Regions from separate parts of the Homo sapiens genome. Here region 1 is linked to region 2. A link is an interaction called in ENCODE POLR2A ChIA-PET data of the cell type or tissue named here. Cell type or tissue: GM12878. All regions are shown on one strand. Links, peaks and the distances in the headings refer to the core of each region. The heading gives the core; the rest is flanking DNA. Region 1 has its middle 25 kb from the start of OGT. Region 2 has its middle 4.3 kb from the start of CXCR3.

Evidence for each region. Peaks named below come from ENCODE experiments on the same cell type or tissue, not always from the same donor. Only the 100,000 strongest peaks of a DNase experiment are listed, where the experiment ranks them.
Region 1: POLR2A ChIA-PET joins it to region 2 with 6 read pairs; 4 of 35 experiments call an interaction of 5 or more read pairs at or near these places.

Annotation. Positions count from the first base shown.
Region 1 is chrX:71,505,748-71,511,125 of GRCh38, forward strand. It overlaps a transcript of TAF1 not described here. Among named protein-coding and RNA genes, the nearest start is that of OGT, 25 kb to the right of the region's middle. In GM12878, for the core only: no CTCF peak of the experiment used is centred there; no DNase peak of the experiment used is centred there.
Region 2 is chrX:71,620,122-71,625,499 of GRCh38, forward strand. No RefSeq gene overlaps it. Among named protein-coding and RNA genes, the nearest start is that of CXCR3, 4.3 kb to the left of the region's middle. RefSeq lists enhancers at 2,598-2,747, 4,686-4,745, 4,786-4,835. In GM12878, for the core only: a CTCF peak has its summit at 2,835; a DNase peak (open chromatin) is centred at 2,660; H3K27ac peaks cover 4,434 bases.

The DNA of each region.
Region 1 (5,378 bases), core at 297-5,296, 110 kb before region 2:
AGGTGGCTCATGCCTGTAATCCCAGCACTTTGGGAGGCCGAGGCAGGTGGATCACCTGAGGTCAGGGGTTCGAGACCAGCCTGACCAAGATGGAGAAACCCCATCTCTACTAAAAATACAGTATTAGCCAGGCATGGTGGCGCATGCCTGTAATCCCAGCTACTCGGGAGGCTGAGGCAGGAGAATTGTTTGAACCCAGGAGGCGGAGGTTGCGGTGAGCCGAGATCACACCACTGCACTCCAGCCCAGGCGACAGAGCAAGACTCTGCCTCAGTAATAATAATAATAATAATTTTTAAAAAATTAGCCAAGCATGGTGGTGTGTGCCTGTAATCCCAGCTACTCGGGAGGCTGAGTCAGAAGAATCCCTTGAACCCGGGAGGTGGAGGTTGCAGTGAGCCGAGACCACGCCATTGTATTCCAGCCTGGACAACAAGAGCGAAACTCCGTCTCAAAATAAATAAATAAATAAAAATAAATAAATAAATAAAAAATCAGCCGGGCATGATGGTGCATGCCTGTAGTCCCAGCTACTTGAGAAGCTGAGGTGAGAGGGTTGCTTGAGCCCAGGAGTTTGAGGCTACAATGTTAGCGCCACTGCACTCCAGCCTGGGCGACAGAGTGAGACCTCATCTAAAAAAAAAAAAAAAAAATTGGCCAGTCGCGGTGGCTCACGCCTGTAATCCCAGCACTTTGGGAGGCCGACATGGGCGGATCATGAGGTCAGGAGATCAAGATCATCCTGGCTAACACAGTGAAACCCCGTCTCTACTATAAATATATATTTTTTTAAAAAAAGTAGCCGGGCATGGTGGCACGCGCCTGTAGTCCCATCTACTCGGGAGGCTGAGGCAGAAGAATGGCGTGAACCCGGGAGGCGGAGCTTGCAGTAAGCCAAGAGCCGAGATCACGCCACTGCACTCCAGCCTGGGCAACAGAGCGAGACCCTGTCTCAAAAAAAAAAAAAAAATGCTATATATTCCAGCAATTCTACTCCTATGTTTCTACCGAAAAGAATTGAAAACAAGTATTCAAATCAAAATTTGTACACAGATGTCCATAGCAGCACTATTCACAATGGCTAAAAGGTGAAAAAACCCAAATGTCCATCAATGGATGAATGGCATATCCTATAGAACTGAATAGTATTTCACCATATTCTGATACATGCTACAACATAGATGAACCTCAAAAACGTGCTATGTAGAAAAAAGACAGACACAAAGGTCACACATTGTATGATTCCATTTGCGTTAAATATCCAGAATAGATAAATCTGTAGACAGAACTGCAGATTAGTGGTTTCTAGAGCCTTGTGGGAGGGAGGACTGGGGAATGACTGCTTGATGGGTACAGGGTTTACATATGGGGTGACGAAGCTGTTATGAAACTATATAGAGGTGATTATTATACAACTTCATGAATATACTAAATGCCACTGAATTATACACTTTCAAATGGTTAATCTTATGTTTTATGTGAATTTTACATCAATTTTTTTTTAGACAGGTCTAGTTCTGTCACTCAAGCTGGAGGGCAGTGACATGATCAGGGCTCACTGCAGCCTCAGCTTTCTGGTCTCAAGAGACCCTTCCACCTCAGCCTCCCAAGTAGCTGGGACTACAGGTGTACCCCACCATACCCAGCTAATTTTTAATTTTTTGTAGAGATGAGATGTCACTATGTTGCCCAAGCTGGTCTTGAACTCCTGGCCTCAAGCAATCCTCTCACCTTTGGACCCCAGATTGCTGGGATTATAGGTGTGAGCCACCACGCTTGGCCACACCAATTTTTTAAAAAGAGGAATGCATCAAATGCATAGAGGAAGCTGACACTACAAGTGTGTGCCACCAAGCCCAGCTAATTTTTGAATTTTTTTGTAGAGTTTCAGGGGAGGGGTTCTGCCTGTGTTGTCCAGGCTGGTGTTGAACTACTGGGCTTAAGTGATCCTCCCACCTCAGCCTCCCAAAGTGCTGGGATTACAGGTGTGAGCCACTGTACTTGGCCAGAAGTGATGTTTGAATTGAGTTGTTAATCAATTTATGAATCACTTAGCAAACATTTATTGTATGAATACTAAATGCTAGTCAGTAGGCATTGAGGTGATATAAATAGATATAGGCCGGGCATGGTGGCTCACACCTGAGGCATGAGAATCACGTGAATCTGGGGTAGAGATTGCAGTGAGCCGAGATGGCACCACTGCACTCCAGCCTGGGTGACAGAGTGAGACTGTGTCTCAAAAAAATTAAATAAAATAATACATAAATAGATAGATATAGTAGATATAGATACTTATATCTATACATATATGAATATTCTCTCTCTCTCTCTCTCTCTATATATATATATATATATATATATATGAATTTAGATCTTATCTTCCCCCTCAGACAGCTCACTATATAGTTGGGAGAGACAAACACATAAATAGGCAATTATAGTGCTTTGTGGTATATGCGATGATAGATGTATATACAAGGTATTATGGAAGTAAGGAGGAGCAGCACCCATCACAGCCTGCGGGTGTTTTAAAGAATTATTAGAAAGTGGCCAAGTGGCCAAGGTGCGGTGGCTCATGCCTGTAATCCCAGCAATTTGGGAGGCTGAGGTGGGAGGATCGCTTGAGCCAAGGAGTTCAAGACCAGCCTCGGCAACATAACAAGACCCTGTCTCTACAAATAATAACAATAATGATAATAACAAAATTAGCTTGGCATGGTGGCATGTGCCTGTAGTCCCAGCTACTCAGGAAGTTGAGGCAGGAGGATTGCTTGAGCCCAGGAGGTTGAGGCTGCAATAAGCCATGATCACACCGCTGCACTCCAGACGGGGTGACAGAGCAAGACCCTGTCTCTGAAAAAAAAAAAAAAAAGAAAAAAAAAAAAGAAAGTAGCCAAGTGAAGACGGGAAGGAAGGTCATTTTAGGCAGAACACAAATAAAGGTGTAGAGCTAAGAGATAGAAGATATATATGGAGAGACAGAGTGAGTGTGTGTGTGTGTGTGTGTGTGTGCGCGCATATGCATAGGAAGTAATTACAAGTGGTTCCATCTTATCTTGAATTTTTTTTTTTTTGAGATGGGGTCTCACTCTGTTGCCGAGCCTGGAGTGCAGTGGCATGATCTTGGCTAACTCCAACTTCCACCTCCTGGGCTCAAGCAGTCCTCCCACCTCAGCCTCCTGAGTAGCTGGGACTATGGGAGCGTGCCACCACAGCCAATTAAATTTTTTTTTTTTTTGTAGAGGTGGGGTCTCGCCATGTCACCCAGGCTGGTCTCAAACTCCTGGACTCAAGTGATCTGCCCGCCTCGGCCTCCCAAAGTGCTGGGATTACAGGCATGAGCCACTGTGCCCGGTCAAGTGGTTCCATCTTGTAAAACAAAAAATTCAAACTAGGAAGTGGCAAGTCATGGGTTTCAAACAAGTGAACAACAGGCTTATGTTTTAGGTAAATTCTTCTATTAACAGTGTGAAGTCTAAGATTAGAAGAGGAACAAGACTGGAGGCAGGGAGACTAATAAGAAGGCTGTTAAAATAATCCAAATGAAAAATTATCAGGGTCTTAGCCAGGCAGGGAAGTGGTAATTGTGATAAAAAGGAAAGGTCAGAATCAAGAAATGCTTAGATGGTAAAATTAGTAGGACTTGAGGATTGATTGGATATTGGTGGTGAGAGAGTGTTAAAGATAACTCCAGTTTCCTGTTTTGTGTGATGGAGTGTGTATTTGTCAGAGATGTTAGTTGATAGCAACAAAGCCTGACTCAGCATAAAGGGTATTATTATTATTATTTTTGAAGGATATTAGGGGCTGGGCATGGTGGCTCACACCTGTAATCTCAGCACTTTGGGAGACCAAGGCTGGAAGATCATTTCAGCCCAAGAGTTCGAGATCATTCCTGGGCAACTTAGTGAGACCCTGTCTCTAAAAAACAAAAATAATAGGCTGGGTGTGGTGGCTCATGCCTTAATCCCAGTACTTTGGGAGGCTGAGGCATGTGGACAACTTGAGGCCAGGAGTTTGAGACCAGCCTGGCCAACACAGTGAAACCCCGTCTCTACTAAAAATACAAAAATTAGCTGGGTGTGGTGGTGCATACCTGTAATCCCAGCTACTCAGGAGGCAGCTGAATGAGGCACGAGAATCTCTTGAACCTGGGAGGCAGAGGTTGCAATGAGCCAAGATTGCACCACTGCACTCTAGCCTGGGTGACAGAGTGAGACTCTGTCTCAAAATAATAATAATAATAATGATAATTTTAAAAATTAGCTGAGTGTGGTGGCACACACCTGTAGTCTCAGCTACTCAGGAGGCTGAGGCAGGAGGATCACTTCAGCCCAGAAATTTGAGGCTACAGTGAACCATGATCATGCCATTGTACTCCAGCCTGGTTGACAGAGCAAGATCCTGTCTCTTAAAAAGAAATAAAGGATATTGGGGAGCTCCCACAATTGTTGGGAGAGCTGGAGAATCAGGTTAGAGGCTAAGCTTTCAGGAACAATGCCTCAAACCATTGCAGAAGTGGCGGGATGATATAGATGCCCCCACTGCTGTGAGAAGTCAACCTTGAAAACACTGGAAATTCCCTAGTAGAAAAAAAAAAAGGAAGAGAAGCTCCACACTCCACATATCCACATAGAGCAGGTTTCCTCACAAGGTCACAAGGGAGACTGGCAAATATCTCTGACTTACACTGCAGAGCTGGGGCTCATAACATGGACATTCTTCCATATATAGAAAAGCTTTTCAAATTCTGAGGGCAGCCACAGTGTGATGCAGATGGTGCCGCTATCAAGCAATGTAGAGAATAGAAGAGTTTGGGGGCAGGAGTGAGAAGTTCCATTTTTAACATGTGGTATTTCAGGTGTCTGTAGAACATTCAGATATAGATGTCTAGCAGGTGGTGGGATATTTAAAGTCCTTAGCATTCAGGTAGCAGTTAAAACAACAAAAATGGGTAGGATGGTCCAGGGAGAGCATGTAGATTGAGATGAGAAGAAGAAAGAAAACAGAATCCTGGGTGTGGGAAAGAAAGCTTGCCTGGATTCTTGGTGCCCCTATAAAAGGCCCTACTTGGCGGGCACGATGGCTCACTCCTGTAATCCCAGCACTTTGGGAGGCTGAGGCTGGTGGATCACCTGAGGTCAGGAGTTGAAGACCAGCCTGACCAACATGGAGAAACCCCGTCTCTACTAAAAATGCAAAATTAGCCGGGCGTGGTGGCGCATGCCTGTAATCCCAGCTACTTGGGAGGCTGAGGCGGGAGAATTGCTTGAACCTGGGAGGCAGAGGTTGCAGTGAGCCAAGATCGCGCCATTGCACTCTAGCCTGGGCAACAAGAGTGAAACTCTGTCTCAAAAATAAAAAAAATAAAAAAA
Region 2 (5,378 bases), core at 68-5,067:
CATGGTCTTGGGGCCAGTTTTCAGCCAGACTGCCCCACCAAAGCCTCCAGGCTAGGGCCTGGAATTAAATTTACACCCACATGAGGCATACTTGCAAGGCATCAAGGCCCTTCCCCTCCTGTGGACAGATGTGACTCTCCTTGCTCTAAACAGCTTGTCACCTGCAGGGTTCAGGCCAGAGGGAACTGAGGGCCTGGCAGAGGTCAGGAGCAGTGCCAGTGGAGGGAGCAGGAAGGATTCCAGAAACCAGGCCAGTTAGGATGAGCAGGACTTGGCCAGTAGCTACCTATGGGGGTGGAAAAGGGTTGGGAGCTGGGACCACAGTCTCCCAGTGCTGACCTGTGAAGAGGTTTGAGTTCCATGGGCTTCTGCAAATGAGAAAATTGACCATGGAAAGCCACATTTGTTCCATTTAAAGGTCTGTCTTATATTCAGCAATCATGTTATTTGTCCCCTTTTTTTGGTATCAAAAGGGCCTTTTCTTTATGAAATGATGGGGAAAATAGATGGTAGTTTTGGAAACATCTTGTGATGGCAGAAGTTGACAACCCAATGTGGGTCCTCTAAATCAGCAGTCCCCAGCCTTTTTGGCACCAGGGACCGGTTTCGTGGAAGACAATTTTTCCACGGACTGGAGTGGGGATGGTTTCGGGATGAAACTGTTCCACCTCAGATCATCAGGCATTAGATTCTCATAAACAATGCACAACCTAGATCCCTCCCACGTGCAGTTCACAACAGGATTTGTGCTCTGCTGATCTGACAGGAGGCAGAGCTCAGGCAGTAATGCTCCCTCCCCCTGCAGCTTACCTCCTGCTGTCCAGCCTGGTTCCTAACAGGCCACAGACCGGTATACTGGTCCACCACCCATGGGCTGGGGAGCCCTGCTCTAAATAGATGTTGAAATGTTACTGGTCCATGTGAAAGATAAAAGTCCAGGCCGGGCACGGTGGCTCATGCCTGTAATCCCAGCACTTTGGGAGGCCAAGGCGGGCGGATCACCCGAGGTCGGGAGTTTGAGACCAGCCTGACCAACATGGAGAAACCCTGTCTCTACTAAAAATACAAAAATTAGCCGGGTGTGGTGGTGCATGCCCATAATCCTAGCTACTCGGGAGGCTGAGACAGGAGAATTGCTTGAACCCAGGAGGCGGAGGTTGTGGTAAGCCGAGATCATGCCACTGCACTCCAGCCTGGGCAACAAGAGTGAAACTCCGTCTCAAAAAACAAAACAAAACAAGACAAAAAATTAGCCAGGCTGGCACATGCCTGTAGTCCCAGCTACTCAGGAGGCTGAGGCAGGAGAATTGCTTGAACTCAGGAGGTGGAGGTTGCAGTGAGCTGAGATCGTGCTACTGTACTCCAGCCTGGGTGACAGAGTGAGACTCCATCTCAAAAAAAAAAAAAAAAAAAGACAAGAAAGAAAAAAAAAGAAAAAAAGGTAACCCTGGTGTCCTCCCTGGTGTCCTTCCAGTCTCCTCACTTGTTTGTATCATGTCCTTCCCAGGTTGCTGGGAAGGACACATGAGAGAAAGGCAGGGCAAGAGCTTTGGAAAGGAGCAGAGAGCTTTCCTTTCTGAGCTCGGACACCCTGATAATCAGGGCCGTACCCTGATATCAGGGCCGTGTCCTGATAGCCCAAGCTGGGCTATGGGTCTGAGCTGTTCCCAGTGAGGCCATGATGTTGTGGGAAGAATGCTAAACTTGTCTGAGTTCCAGCCCTGACTCCACCCTGTTCGAGCTGTGTGACTTTGGACAAATTACATAGCTGAGTCGAGCCAGTTTCCTCAGCAGGGTTGTTAAAAAGATGAACTGGAATAACCAAGGCTGTAGGCTTCTAGCACAGGGCCCATAGCTTAGTAGGAGTACAATCGAGAATGTTGAGTGAGAGAGATGTTGGCTACAAACCCGGAGCAACCAGGAGCCTTTCATATCAAGGGAGCCAGTGATAGAGGGTGGCACTTGTGGGGCGTACAGGTGTGGGCTTGGCCGGAGGGCTGGTTTTCCAGAGAGGCCACCCTCTGCCTTAACTGGGGGTGGAGGGGGACGGTGAGTTTGCCAGTCCTAGGCGAATCCTCTGGCTGCCCAGCTGTGTAATCTCAGGCAAATTATTTAATCTCTGTACCTTGGTTTCCTCATCTGAAAAATGGGTCTAAGGATAGTATACATTTGATAGGGTTGCTCTGGAGACTGCAAATGATATGTGTAGAAAGTGTCTGGGGCAGGGTAGGTGCCTAGTGAGCAGCAGTCTCCTCCCGCTCTAGGAACTTTCCAAACTGACCCCTCCTAACCTCGCAATTGCAAGTCTGTGGTGGGCTTCTGCCGTCGTGCACAGCTGAGATGTCTTAGAAGGTTGCTGTGTTACGGGGCTGAGCCAAACCCTTGACCAGCTGTCTAATTTGGTTCTTTCTGGTCCCAAACAGCTCCCAGACCAGGACAGAATCAGGCCCAGCTTAGGGGACAGCTGCCTGGCCAAGGGCCTGCAATCAGAGTTCTGGCCAGTGAGCCTCCTGCCTCCGCCCTCCAGAGCAGCTGGCGGGGAAGCCTGAGGAGGAAGTTAGTCAGAGTGAAGCTGCTCCGGGCCCCACCTGTGGTCAAGGTGCGAAATGTGCACCTGGCTCTTCTCTGCCACCCCTCCCCCTGTTTTTTTCTTTTTTTCACACCTCTGGGCTGTGGTTTGAGGAGATGGGAGGCTCAAAGGTTGAGGCCTGGGCCCAGTGCCTCACAGGAAGGAGGGCCCCTACTGCTGTCTGCCAGGCCGGCCAGCCCGGGAAAAGGGCCATTTCCTCCTCCTCTCTGTCAGAGTCGGCTGCTTCACAACCTCTCTTGCAGCTCCTCCAAATGCCTCTTGGAGCACTACTCCAAAAGCTACTGGACTTGGCCGCCAGCCCCAGGCTGTTAGGGGAGCAGGCTCAGCCAGGCCTGAGGTTCCCGTGTGGCCCAGGCTGGGGCTGAGACTATCTTACGTGAAATCAAGAAGAGTCCAAGCCCTGGGCAGGGGTCTGTATCTGCTCCAGACAGTGCCGGGACCCTGGGCTTCCTTCTCCTGGCCCTGAATTTCCCTTGAAAGAGAGCTGAAGTCACAGGGAGACCTGGGGCCTGGGGACTGCCTCTTCCTCTGCCCATGTCCTGCAGCTCTGAGCCCTCCTGGGAGGCAAGTCCATTTTAAGTGCTGGGGGCCGTGGGCTGGGGCCTTGGGAGCCCAGGAGGTGGGACAGACAGCCCCAGCCCATGAGGGTGAGTTCCCAGACCTGTGGGGACACTGCTTTTTTGGGGAATGGAGAAGGCCTCACAGGGGAGATGAAGTTTGAGCTGGGTCTTGGAGGACGTTGCTGCTGTTTGTCACATGGCAAAGGGAGACGAGGCTGTTCTCAGGCTGGGGGAACACCAGGTGCCAAGACAGGGAAGTAAGGAAGAGCTCCTCACACCAGGGGCGGTCAGACTGGTTAGAACGGAACGTTCTTGTGACGGCAGGAGGGTAGAGGGGGCTGGAAAGCAGTTCAGGACCCAAGCCCCACCACCAAGCACAATGACCTTCCTGTCATCCTGTCTCTGGCAGTTCCCTGGGAACTATTAAATAAAAGGACTTCCATTCTGCAAGGCTGTACTTTCATACATGCGATCTCCTTTAAACCGTTCAGCCACCCAGTGAGGGAGAGGCTACTGCGCCCATTTTGCAGAATGGAGGTTCAGAGAGGTGAAGTGATCTGTCCAAGCCTAGTCAGCCAGGAGGGCTGTGTCACACTGCCAGCCCTCCAAACATCCTGCTGCTCAAGGACTCATCAGGAGCCACACCTTTCTCATCACACAGCCCTAATCAGGCATCTTGTGTGGTGAGGGTGGACACCCACTTGGCTGGGCTGGAGCCATAGAGGGGAGTGTTGATAGTTTGCTTCTTGCATTTCCTTGGGTTTCCCCACAGGGTGAGGTCAAACAGGGTCATAAGAACTGAGGACATGTATTTGTTTTGGGGCTTTTTTTGGTTCTTTTTTGTTTTTTTGCTTGTTTTTTTTTTGTTGTTGTCTTTTAGAGACAAGGTCGCACTCTGTTGCCCAGTGGGGAGTGCGATCATAGTTCACTGGAGCTTCGACTCCCTTGGCTCAAGCGATCCTCCTGCCTCAGCCTCCTGAGTAGCTGGGACTATCGGCATGTGCCACCACGCCCAACTTATTATTATTATTGTTTTTAAACTCTTTGTAGAGACAGGGGTCCCGCTATGTTGCCCAGGTTGGTCTCCAACTCCTGTACTCAAGCCATCTGCCCGCCTCAGCCTCCCAAAGTGCTGGGATTATAGGCGTGAGTCACCTCGCCTGATGGACATTTATTGATTACCTACGTGCTAGGCACTGTTCTCAGGGTTTTATTGGGATGAATTCATTTAATACCTACAACTATGTAGTAACTATGTGGCCATTACTATCATCATCATCCTCATTTTACAGATGACAGAAACACAGAAAGTTCAAGGAACTTACTCAAAGTCACACAGCTAGTTAGTGGCACAGGCTCCTCATCTTCCCCCATTACACTCTACAGGGACACTGTGTAAGGTGAGAGGGGCTGGGAGCGAGAGTGCTGTTCAAAGAGGACTGCTTTGGCCTTGTCTGTATTGTTTTATTCAGAGACTGCATTCATGTATTAGCTGTGTGATTAAACAGTCATCAAAAAGGAGAATAAGGCCGGGCACGGTGGCTCACACCTGTAATCCCAGCACTTTGGGAGGCTGAGGTGGGTGGATCACAAGGTCAGAAGTTCAAGACCAGCCCGGTCAATATGGTGAAACCCCATCTCTACTAAAAATACAAAAATTAGCCAGGCGTGGTGGCAGGTGCCTGTAATCCCAGCTACTCAGGAGGCTGAAGCAAGAGAATCACTTTGACCTGGGAGGTGGAGGTTGCAGTGAGCCGAGATTGCACCATTGCACTCCAGTCTGGGTGACAGAGCAAGACTCTGTCTCAAAAAAAAAAAAAAAAAAAAAAAAAAAAAAAGGAGAATAAGCCAGGCATTGTGGCTCACGCCTGTAATCTCAACACTTTGGGATGCCAAGGTGGGCAGATAGCTTCAGCCCAGGAGTTTGAGACCAGCCTGGGCAACACAGTGAAACCCCGTCTCTACAAAAAAAAAAAAACAACCAAAGATTAGCTGGGCGTGGTGGTGCGCACCTTTGGTTCCAGCTACTCGGGAGACTGAGGTGGGAGGATCACCTGAGCCTGGGAATTTGGGGCTGCAGTGAGCCAAGATCGCACAACTGCACTCCAGCCTGGGTGACAGAGCAAGACCCTGTCTCAAAATAATAATAATAATAATGAAAGAATAAAATTAAGCTAAAAGATTGGGACAATTGGTAAAATTTGAATATGGCCTGGAGATTAGACAAA